Regions from separate parts of the Homo sapiens genome. Here region 2 is linked to region 1. Evidence: read pairs that join two places in POLR2A ChIA-PET (ENCODE). Cell type or tissue: OCI-LY7. All regions are shown on one strand. Each heading gives the region's core, and the rest is flanking DNA. Links, peaks and the distances in the headings are about the cores only.

What was found. ChIA-PET counts read pairs that join two places held together with the same protein. Peaks named below come from ENCODE experiments on the same cell type or tissue, not always from the same donor. Only the 100,000 strongest peaks of a DNase experiment are listed, where the experiment ranks them.
Region 2: POLR2A ChIA-PET joins it to region 1 with 7 read pairs; 2 of 35 experiments call an interaction of 5 or more read pairs at or near these places.

What each region holds. Positions count from the first base shown.
Region 1 is chr3:32,430,220-32,435,600 of GRCh38, forward strand. The region is part of intron 1 of CMTM7 (CKLF like MARVEL transmembrane domain containing 7); the gene reads left to right. Among named protein-coding and RNA genes, the nearest start is that of CMTM7, 41 kb to the left of the region's middle. In OCI-LY7, for the core only: no CTCF peak of the experiment used is centred there; DNase peaks (open chromatin) are centred at 2,852 and 3,142; H3K4me3 peaks cover 1,064 bases; H3K27ac peaks cover 1,186 bases.
Region 2 is chr3:32,978,544-32,983,924 of GRCh38, forward strand. It overlaps a transcript of GLB1 not described here. Among named protein-coding and RNA genes, the nearest start is that of CCR4, 30 kb to the left of the region's middle. In OCI-LY7, for the core only: no CTCF peak of the experiment used is centred there; no DNase peak of the experiment used is centred there.

The sequences.
Region 1 (5,381 bases), core at 75-5,074:
TTGTTTGCTCCCATATTGTTGTGAAGCAGATCCTGCGCTGTTTCATCTCATCTGCAATCATTACATAATGTGTATAAATTGCTGGCCAGCGTGTCTGCTTGTCATGGCGGTGCCTGCTCAGGCCATCCCCATTCTGCTTATGCCTTTATAAAATCACATGTGTTCAGGGCTGCTCCCTATTACAAACCCCAGAGAGCCTGCACTGAGCCTGCTGGCCATTTTTACTGTTGAGAATTCGATTCAACCCCAGATTCAGTTCTACATGACTTATTGACATCCTACTATGTGCTGGGCACTAGGGACACCACAGTGAATCCATGTAGTCTCTGCTGTGTGCACTTAAGGTCAGACTGTACACACAGTTGATGATGCAGTGGGTCAGAGGCAGCCTCGATGGGATGTGCGCTTAGTAGCCTGCTTGTCTCCAACTGAAGCATCATTCTGGCCTGATCTACATCTGAATGTGTGTGTGTGTGTGTGTGTGTGTGTGTGTGTGACACAGCTCTCCTGATGACCCTTTGCTTCTGAGTGTAAAGCCCCTACTTGTTTCAGGATGGACAGGAGAGAGTGAACGTGCTGCTGTCATCCCACGTGTTAGAGATAAGACTTTGCACCAGGGTGATGGTTTTGTGTTTCTTTACTCACCTCTCCTCTAGACAGTACGTGGAGAGGGAGTAAGAACATCGCCTAGCACAATGCCTGGGCCATAAAAGGATATAAAATTGCATTTGTTCATTCATTCACTTATTCAGCAAATATCTATGGAGAACCAATATACCATTCAAGGTTTCTGGCATGGGAAAACAACAGTGAACACAACAGATCATCATGGAACTTACGTTCAGGGGTGACAGACAGTAAGCAGACAGGTAAAATATACAACTTCCTGGGCAGTGATAAGGGCTTTGAAGCAGAATGATTGAATTGAGTGGCACCTACAAATGAGAAAATGTCTTTTTAAGAGGCAGAGGATAAAACTATATGTACAGTATGATCCCGTTTTTGAAAAGAGGAAATAGTACGTATGTGCTTGAAACATACAAACATGGAAAGAAATACCTCGAAATGCCAGGGGAGGTGGTTATCTCTGAGGAGTAGCATTATGGGTAATTTTTGTTTTCTTAAATAGACACCTGCCTGAATTAATTTCTATAATGAGCAAGTATTGATTCTATAATTGGAGTAACACTTTTTTTTTTTAAGCAAGAGACTTGACATGAGCAACATATCTAATGGGCTGAGCCTTGTGAGTTGGAGTCCCAGAGCCCTGCTGGCCAGTGTGAGGGAATCTGAGGCAGTGTTAAACTATGGACTTGCCTTCTGTCACCCAGCTCTCAGTGCTCACTCCCAGGTGGGACCAGACAGAATTTAGGCCCTCGACTGAAAACAGAGGCCAGAAGCTGGGACAGGGGGCTCTGTATACAAGCAAGTGCAGCCTGCAATGGAGCAGCATAGTGGTTAGGAACAAGGACTCTGCAGCTGCAGGCCAGGGTCCCAGGCCTGGCTCCTTAACCTGGCTGTGTGACTTTGAGCAAATTACTTGACCTTGTGTGCCTCAGTTTCCACATAAAAAGATGATAGTAGTACTTACCTCCTAGGACTGTTGTGATGAACTTAGTTAAAAATTTCAGGCCGGGCACAGTGGCTCACGCCTGTAATCCCAACACTTTGGGAGACCGAGGTGAGCAAATAACTTGAGGCCAGGAGTTCAAGACCAGCCCGGTCAACATTGCTGACTTCAGAGGAGACACCTCCTACCCTGGGGGTGGGTACAAGCTCAAACCACCGAGTTGTTTCAGCCCAAGCTCGCTTCTTGAGGCCTCCCTCTGGGATATGCTCCCTCTTCTGAGCCTTGGATTCAGATAGACCTGGATTTGCTTCTTGGTTCCACCATTTGCCATCTAGGTGATCTTCCTTGGGCAAGTGACCTGCCCTTGGTTCTCACTTTCTTTAGATCTGTGAATTGGGCAGAGTGCCACCTGGCCACAGTTGTGAGGATTAAATGTACCAGCATTGCACTGCCTGGTACCTAGCGGGTATTCAGTAGATGGTTGCCACTCCACTTGCCTCCTCCCACCACAGGCTTCCCAAATCACTTCCTGGCCTTCCATACCTTCTGCCCTGCCTCAGCGAGTGCTTCCTTCACCCCTGGGGGTTCCCATGGCCCTGACCCCCAGACATCTTCCCCGCCCATTCCTCTCTATGCTGTTCACTTTTGGTGACCACATGTCAATAACCAGTGGTGAGGCTGGGGTACCCTTTGGAGCCACAGCCTCTATGGTGCGGGACATCATTGCTATGGCAACAAGAGGCAGCAGCCCTGAAGAGGTGCCTGCTGAGCCGGGCTGCCTGGGTCCCAGCTCTGGCTCCGGATGCACTAGTTGTAGGATCAGCTCAAATCACTCAATGTCTCTGTGTCTCACCTTCCTTTTTGTACAGTGAGGAGAGTAATAGTGCCTACCTTGTAAGCTTGTGAGGATAAGATGGCCACACAGATGTAAGGCACATAGAGCTTGGTGCACGGTGAGCGTACAATCAGGGTTAGTGATTACTTTTGCTCTTCTTGTCATCCTAGGATTCATGCTGATAGCCATAGCAGATACCCTTCTCTTTGGGGTTCAACCCTCAATGCCCTGTGCCATCCCCACATTGTGTCAGCTGCCCTTGGTCCCCTCTGATGACCTACTCCTCCAGGGATTTTCTTGTGGAGATGACCGTCCACAGCCCCGTCCTTTCGCTCCCATGCCTATCTAAAGAATTATGTCCTCCTGTAGTGATGACAAGAGTGAGCAGCAGAAAATGCTCTTTTTGCAGTCTTGAAATTTAGTCAGCCCCAAAAGAAACCAGGAAATTGCGTCAGACACTGAAAGAGAAACAAGCTAGAGAAAAACCATTGCTTGTTGCAAACCAAAATTTGTGATTTCAGTTCAGTTCAACACAAGCACCAAACCACCAGGTTTGCTACACAATAAGTGTCAATTTTGCTTCTTGCCCTTTTGGATGCAGTGACATTTTTGACAAGTTGAGCTTTCTAGCCCGAACTTTCTAAATGTGATCCTGATGACCTTTGCCAGTGAAGTACGGTGGTGAATCAGTGATGTGATTGTGGTACAGACCATCGGTCTGGGCTGCACCTGTTGTGAGAAATCGGTTGGGGATGAAAAGAACATGGCCTGGCTTGAATAACAAGCAGAGAATGTTCTGGCCCCATCACGAGCCAAGAATCTGGAACCTGAATCCCTACATCACAGCCACACCCTGGTAGTCTGCCTGGAGAGCCTGAATGGCACCCTCCGGGGGCATTTGATGAGTACATTCTACCAAGTGTAAAGATGTTCTGAGGGCAGCCTCCAAAAGTCACCTCTTCTCCTGGTCACAAGGGACCTTGTGCTGGGTCCCTAATTGATGTTTGGCAAAAACACAGCATGGTTCTCTCCTAAAGGCCTACAGACCAGTGAAGGAAGGAGATGGGCTTTTTAAATGCAAGAGTGTCATGGAGCTGTCACAGAGGATGGCAGGATGAGCCCAGGAACCATTCATTCACCCAGTGTTGAAGTTGGCATTTCAACCAATGGGGAAAAAGTGAGCTGTCCAGAAGATAGGTTAATACAATCGATTGACTGATTGGATACAATCAGAACCCTACTATTTGCCCTAGTTCATGCCATCTACAAAAATAAATCCCAGGCTGGGCGCAGTGGCTCACACCTATAATTCCAGCATTTTGGGAGGCCGAGGCGGGTGAATCACCTGAGGTCAGGAGTTTGAGATCAGCCTGGCCAACGTGGTGAAATCCTATCTCTACTAAAATACAAAAAAAATAGCTGGGCCTGGTGGTGGGTGCCTGTAATCCGAGCTACGTGGGAGGCTGAGGTGGGAGAATTACTTGAACCTGGGAGGCAGAGGTTGCAGTGAGCCGAGATCATGCCATTAAACTCCAGCCTGGGCAACAAGAGTGAAGCTCCGTCTCAAAAAATAATAACAATAATAATACAAAAATAAATCCCAGATGACTAAAGAACTAAAAATTGTATGTATATTTTTAAAGGAAGCAAATATTTATTTTTAATGTAGGGGACTATTTTACTTATTTATGAATTAGGTTCTCACTTCGTCACCCAGGCTGGAGTGCAGTGGCCCAATCACAGCTTACTGCAACCTCTAACTCCTAGGCTCAGGTGATCCTCCAGCCTCGGCCTCCTGAGTAGCTGGGACTACAGGTGCATACCACCATGCCTGGCCAATTTTAAAAATTTTTTTTTTTTGTAGAGATGCGGGTCTCACTATGTTGCCCAGGCTGGTCTCGAACCCTTGGCTTCAAGTAATCCTCCTGCCTGTCTTGGCCTCCCAAAGCACTGAGATTACACCTATTGCCTCTTTTCTTTTCTTTTTTTTTTTTTTTTAAGTAATTTTGAGATAGAAAACAAGACACAAAACCCAGAAACTATAAAAAATGATGCATAGATTTGACTGTATAAAAACTTTTAACTTTAGTCAAACAAAAGACTAAAAATAAAGGCAAATGAGAGATGGAGAGAATATATTTGCAATGTCTATAAGAGACTAAGTAAGTTAGTATTTAGAATATAAAGAGTTCTTTGAATCCATAATAAAAATGGAAGCAATAGAAAATTAGGCCAAGAACGTGAAAAGGCAGTAGCCAATAAACATATGAAAAGATATCCAATCCACTAGTAATTAAGGAAATGAAAATTTAAATAGTACGATACTATTTCCATTCTTTTTAAATACTGTTAATCTGTGTTGGCAAGATTCCCTGTGGAGGGAGACAGGTATCTCTTTTGGATAACATTTTGGTAATAAACAACAAAATCTTAAACGTGCATATGCTTTCACTCAGTAATTTCACTTCTAGGAGTCTATCAGAAATATTCATACAGAGACCAGGCACGGTGGCTCACGCCTGTAATCTCAACACTTTGGGAGGCCGAGGCGGGTGGATCACGAGGTCAGGAGATCGAGACCATCCTGGCCAACACGGTGAAACCCCATCTCTACTACAAATACAAAAAAATTAGCCGGGCGTGGTGGTGCATGCTTGTAGTCCCAGCTACACGGGAGGCTGAGGCAGGAGAATGGTGTGAACCCGGCAGGCAGAGCTTGCAGTGAGCGGAGCTTGTGCCACTGCACTCCAGCCTGGGCGACTGGGAGAGACTCCATCTCAAAAGAAAAAAGAAAGAAATATTCATACAGATACAAAGAAGTACATCTAATTCTTTGCAGCGCTGTTTGTATTAATGAAAAACTGGAGATGTGCTGAATGCCCACCAATAAAAGATTAAGTAGGTCATTCTCCACCAGAGGCAATTTTGCCCCCCAGGGGACCTACAGCAATGTCTAGAGACATTTTTGGTTGTTGT
Region 2 (5,381 bases), core at 330-5,329, 550 kb after region 1:
CAATGGATGAACAAACCCAAGGCAGAATAATCTTTGCAACAACTCGGCAGAGAGAGGCAGCAGTGCCTGATGGAGGCCTTGCTTGGCCAACGGAAGTAACATTACATGTGATAGATCTGAGATGGTGGTGAGAGGGAAGGGAAAGGAGAAGAGGGAAGAAAGAAGTAGAAGAGAAAAGGCTAGCCTTGAACCCTGGTTTTCTTTTTTTTCTTTCTTTCTTTCTTTTTTTTTTTTTTTGAGACAGAGTCTCTCTGTCACCCAGGCTGGAGTGCAGCGACATGATCTTGGCTCACTGCAACCCCCACGTCTCGGTTCAGGTGATTCTCCTGCCTCAGCTTCCTGAGTAGCTGGGATTACAGGGGCCCACCACCACACCCGGCTAATTTTTTTTTTTTTTTTGTATTTTTAGTAGAGACAATATTTCTTTCTTTCTTTCTTTTTTTTTTTTCTGAGATGGAGTTTCGCTCTTGAAGCCCAGGCTGGAGGGCAATGGCGCAATCTCAATTCACCGCAACCACCGCCTCCTGGGTTCAAGCGATTCACCTGCCTCAGCCTCCCGAGTAGCTGGGATTACAGGCATGTGCCACCATGCCCGGCTAATTTTGTATTTTTAGTAGAGATGGGGTTTCTCCACGTTGGTCAGCCTAGTCTCGAACTCCCAACCTCAGGTGATCCACCTGCTCCGGTCTCCCAAAGTGCTGGGATTACAGTCACATTCATTGTTTCAGAGGGTGGATACAGACTTTCCTAATAAAGAAAGATTTCTTTAGCTCTTAGGCTAAAACACTTACAGAGGTGAGGAAACACTTTTCATCCCTGAGTTTATCAACTTATTAGTACTTGAAAATAAAAAACTGTTGACTTTGTTGATGTTCTCTATTGAATACGTATTTTTCTATTTCATTAATTTCTGCTTTTACATGTATTACATGTATTTCTTTCTTCCACATTAAAAAAAATTCTTTTGGTGTTTTTTCTTTTTTTTTCATAAGAAAGGGTAGAATTTTATTGTCAAAAAGGCACACTTGGCCGGGAGTGGCAGCTTACACCTGTAATCCCAGCACTTTGGGAGGCCAAGATGGGAGGATTTCTTGCGAATAAGACTTTGAGACCAGCCTGAGCAACATAGTGAGACCCTGTCTCTACAAAAAATAAAAAATTAGCTGGGCATGGTGGCATGTGCCTGTTGTCCCTGCTACTTAGGAGGCTGAAGTGGGAGGATGGCTGGAGCCCAGGGGGTCAAGGCTGCAGTGAGTTGTGATGGTGCCACTGCACTCCAGCCTGGGTGACAGAGTGAGACCCTGTCTCAAAAAAAAAAAAAAAAAAAAAAAAAAAGAAAAGGAAGCTTTTAAGAGATTAAATTTTTTCTCTGAAAAAAATTAATTAAAAATTTTAATTGACACATAATAATTGTACATATTTATGGGTACAATGTGATGTTTCAATATATGCATACTTTGTGTAATGATCAAATCAGTATAATTAGCATATCCATCACCTCAACATTTATCTTTTTTTAGTGAAAACTCAAAATCCTTTCTTCTAGCTTTTTTGAAATATTCAATACATTATTGTTAACTATAGTCAACCTACTGTGCAATAAGGACATTAGCACTATTCCTCCTAAATAATTTTAACTTCGAAACCGTTAATTAGCTCTTTCCATTCCCTCCTTACTTAAATTTTTTTTAAAATACAAGATCTTGCTATGTTGTTCAGGCTTGCCTGGAATTCCTGGCCTCAAGTAATCCTTGCATCTTGGCTTCCTGAGTAGCTGGAATTACAGGCATGAGCCACCACACTGGGCCCTCCTTACTTCTTGAAGATGTTTTGCTCATTAAATTTCAGACTTTCGTCTTTAATAAACACATTTAAGGCTATAACTTTCCCTCTAAATATAGTGTTAGCTGTATCTCATGAGTTTTGATATGTAATGCTTTCTATATTCCTCAGCTCAAACTATATCCTAAAATCCTTAATTTAAAACCATCAGCTTTGGGAGGCCAAGGTGGGTGGATCACAAGGTTAGGAGTTTGAGACCAGCCTGGCCAGCATGGTGAACCCCTGTCTCTACTAAAAATACAAAAATTAGCCAGGCATGGTGGCGTGTGCCTGTAATCCCAGCTACTTGGGAGGCCAAGGTAGGAGAATTGCTTGAACCCAGGAGGTGGAGGTTGCAGTGAGCCAAGATCATGCCACTGCACTCCAGACTGGGCCACAGAGTGAGACTCCCTCTCAAAAACAAACAAACAAAAAAACCATCAGGGCTAGGCGCAGTGGCTCACGCCCCTAATCCCAGCACTTTGGGAGGCTGAGGCAAGTAGATCACTTGAGGTCAGAAGTTCGAGACCAGCCTGGGCAACATGGTGAAATCCCATCTCTACTAAAAATACAAAAATTAGCTGGGCATGCTGGTACACACCTGTAATCCTAGCTACCTGGGAGGCTGAGGAAGGAGAATTACATGAACCCAGGAGGCAGAGGTTGCAGTAAGCTGAGATCGTGCAACTGCACTCCAGCCTGGGCAACAAAGCGAGACTCCGTCTCAAAAAAAAAAAAAAAAAAAAAAAAAAAAATCTGGGCCCAGCGTGGTGGCTCACTACTGTAATCCAACACTTTGGGAGGCAGAGATGGGCGGATCATGAGGTCAGGAGTCTGACACCAGCCTAGCCAACACAGTGAAACCCCATCTCTACTAAAAATACAAAAATTAGCTGAGTGTGGTGGCATACACCTGTAGTCCCAGCTACTCGGGAGGCTGAGGCCGAATCACTTGAACCCGGGAGGTGGAGGTTGCAGTGAGCCGAGACCGCACCATTGCACTCCAGCCTGGGTGACAGAGTGAGACTCCATCTCAAAAAAAAAAAAAAAAAGAAAAAGAAAAAGAAAAAGAAAAAAAGCAAAGGTCTTCTGTATCTCTTTTTACGTTGGATATTTTGCCCGATACTGACCGGGCACGGTGGCTCACATCTGTAACCCCAGCACTTTGGGAGGCCGATATGGGTAGATCACTTGAGACCAGGAATTCAAGACCAGCCTGGCCAACATGAGGAAACCTCGTTTCAACTAAAAATACAAAAATTAGCCAGGCGTCATGGCGCATGTGTGTAATCTCAGCTACTCGGGAAGCTGAGGCAGAGAATCTCTTGAACCTGGGAAGTGGAGGTTGCAGTGAGCTGAGATTGCACCACTGCACTCCAGCCTGGGAGACAGAGCGAGACTCCATCTCAAAAAAAAAAAAGAAAAGATATTTTGCCTGATACTAACAAAGTTACGTCAGTTTGTTTTTTGGTTTGTATTTGCATGGTATACTTGTTTCCATCTTTTTACTTTCAACCTCTTGGTATTCATATGTTTTCAACTTGATTTCTAGTAGACAATACATAGTTTATTAAGGACATAGTCTGACAATCTTGGTCTTTTAACTGTTGCATATACCCTATTTTGTATTAATGTGGCTTCTGATAGTCCTGTATACATCTTGTTTCAGCCGGGTGCGGTGGCTTACGCCTGTAATCTCAGCACTTTGGGAGGCTGAGGTGGGTGGATCAACTGAGGTTGGGAGTTTGAGACCAGCTTGACCAACATGGAGAAACCCCGTCTCTACTAAACATACAAAATTAGCCAGGCATGGTGGCGCATGCCTGTAATCACAGCTCCTTGGGAGGCTGAGGCAGGAGAATCTCTTGAACCCGGGAGGTGGAGGTTGTGGTGAGCCGAGATGGGACCATTGCACTCCAGCCTGGGCAACAAGAGCGAAACTCCGTCTCCAAAAAAAAAAAAAAAAAAACTTATTTCATAGATTATATTTATACTACCTGTTGCAGGTTTCTTTTTCTCTCATTCCTTGCCTTTTTGGGGGAGTATATTTAATTTTCAAAGTTTAAAATTAACCAACTACCTTTGCCCTTATTACAGACATTACCAAAACAAAAACAAAAACAAAACAAAAACAAACAACAACAAAAAAAACCACAAAGACAAACAACTAAAGTAGAAATTTTAACTCTATTTCTATTGTTCCTGTCTTATAGTTCTTGTTTTTACAAGTTGTAATTTATGCAATTACAATGTTATATTGTAATTAAATCTTATGAGGTCCAATAACCATTTTTACTGCATGTCATGAATTTAATATTTGTTTACATTTATACACAGGTTTACCACTCTATTTGCTTTTCAATCTTTTTTATATCCTAGAACTTTCTAGAATCATCTTCTTTCTGACTGAGGTACATACTTTAGTGTACCCTTCAGTGAGAGTCTCTGTTTATGTTTATCATAAAATGTCTTTATTTTGCCAACATTCTTGAGGGAGAATTTTCACTGGATATGGAATTCTAGGTCAGCATTTGTTTCCTTTCAGTATATTGAATATATCATTGTATTATCTTTGGTCTTCTGCTTTTACTCTTGAGAAATCCTCTTTGAGTCTACTGCCACTCCCTTGAAGTGGCAGTAGACTATCCTCTGGCTGCTTTTAAGATGCTTCTATTTGTTGCTGGTGTTCTTCAATTTTACTTTGACATGTCTAGGTGTGAACTTCAGTTTAAATATTTGGTATTTGTTGGGCTTCTTGAATCTATGGACTGGTGTCTTAAACACTGATTCTAGAAAATCCTCATCCATTATTTCTTCAAATACTACCTCTACTTCATCTTATCTTCTCCTTCTGGAATTCAGATTAAGCACATGTTTAATCATTTCACTTTATCCTCTGGGTCTCTAAACCTTTCTTTCATGTTTTCCTTTTTGTTTGTTTTCTATGCTACATTCTATATCATTTCTTCTGATCTACATTCCACTTACTGATTGTCTCTTCTACTGTGTCTAACCAATTCCCAAACCCATATGTTGTGTTTTAAAATTTGGTTATTTTATTTTGCAGTTTCAAAAGTGCTATTTTGTTCTTTTGCAAATCTATGATGCTTCCTTGTAGTTTTCTCTTCCTGTAGATATTTTCAAGGTTGTTTTATTTAAGTATTGTAGGAATGTTTATTTTAAAATATGTCTCATAATTTCAATATCTGAGGCCTATGTGGATTTGTCTCTATGGTCTTATGTTGCTTTGTTGCATTGTGCCTTTGATTATATTTGGCTGGGGCTACCCTTTGACCTTGAAAATAATAATAATAATAATTCTTATTGTTTTTGAGATAGGGTCTCACTCTGTTGCCCAGGCTGGAATGCAGTGGTGCAATCATGGCTCACTACAGCCTTGACCCCCTGAGTTCAAGTAATCCTCCCACCTCAGCCCCCTGAGTAGCTGGGACTACAGATGCACCACTACCAAGCACAGCTAATTTTTAAATTTTTTTTTTTGTAGAGACAGGGTCTCCCTGTGTTGCCCAGGCTGGTCTTGAACTCCATGGCTGAAGTAA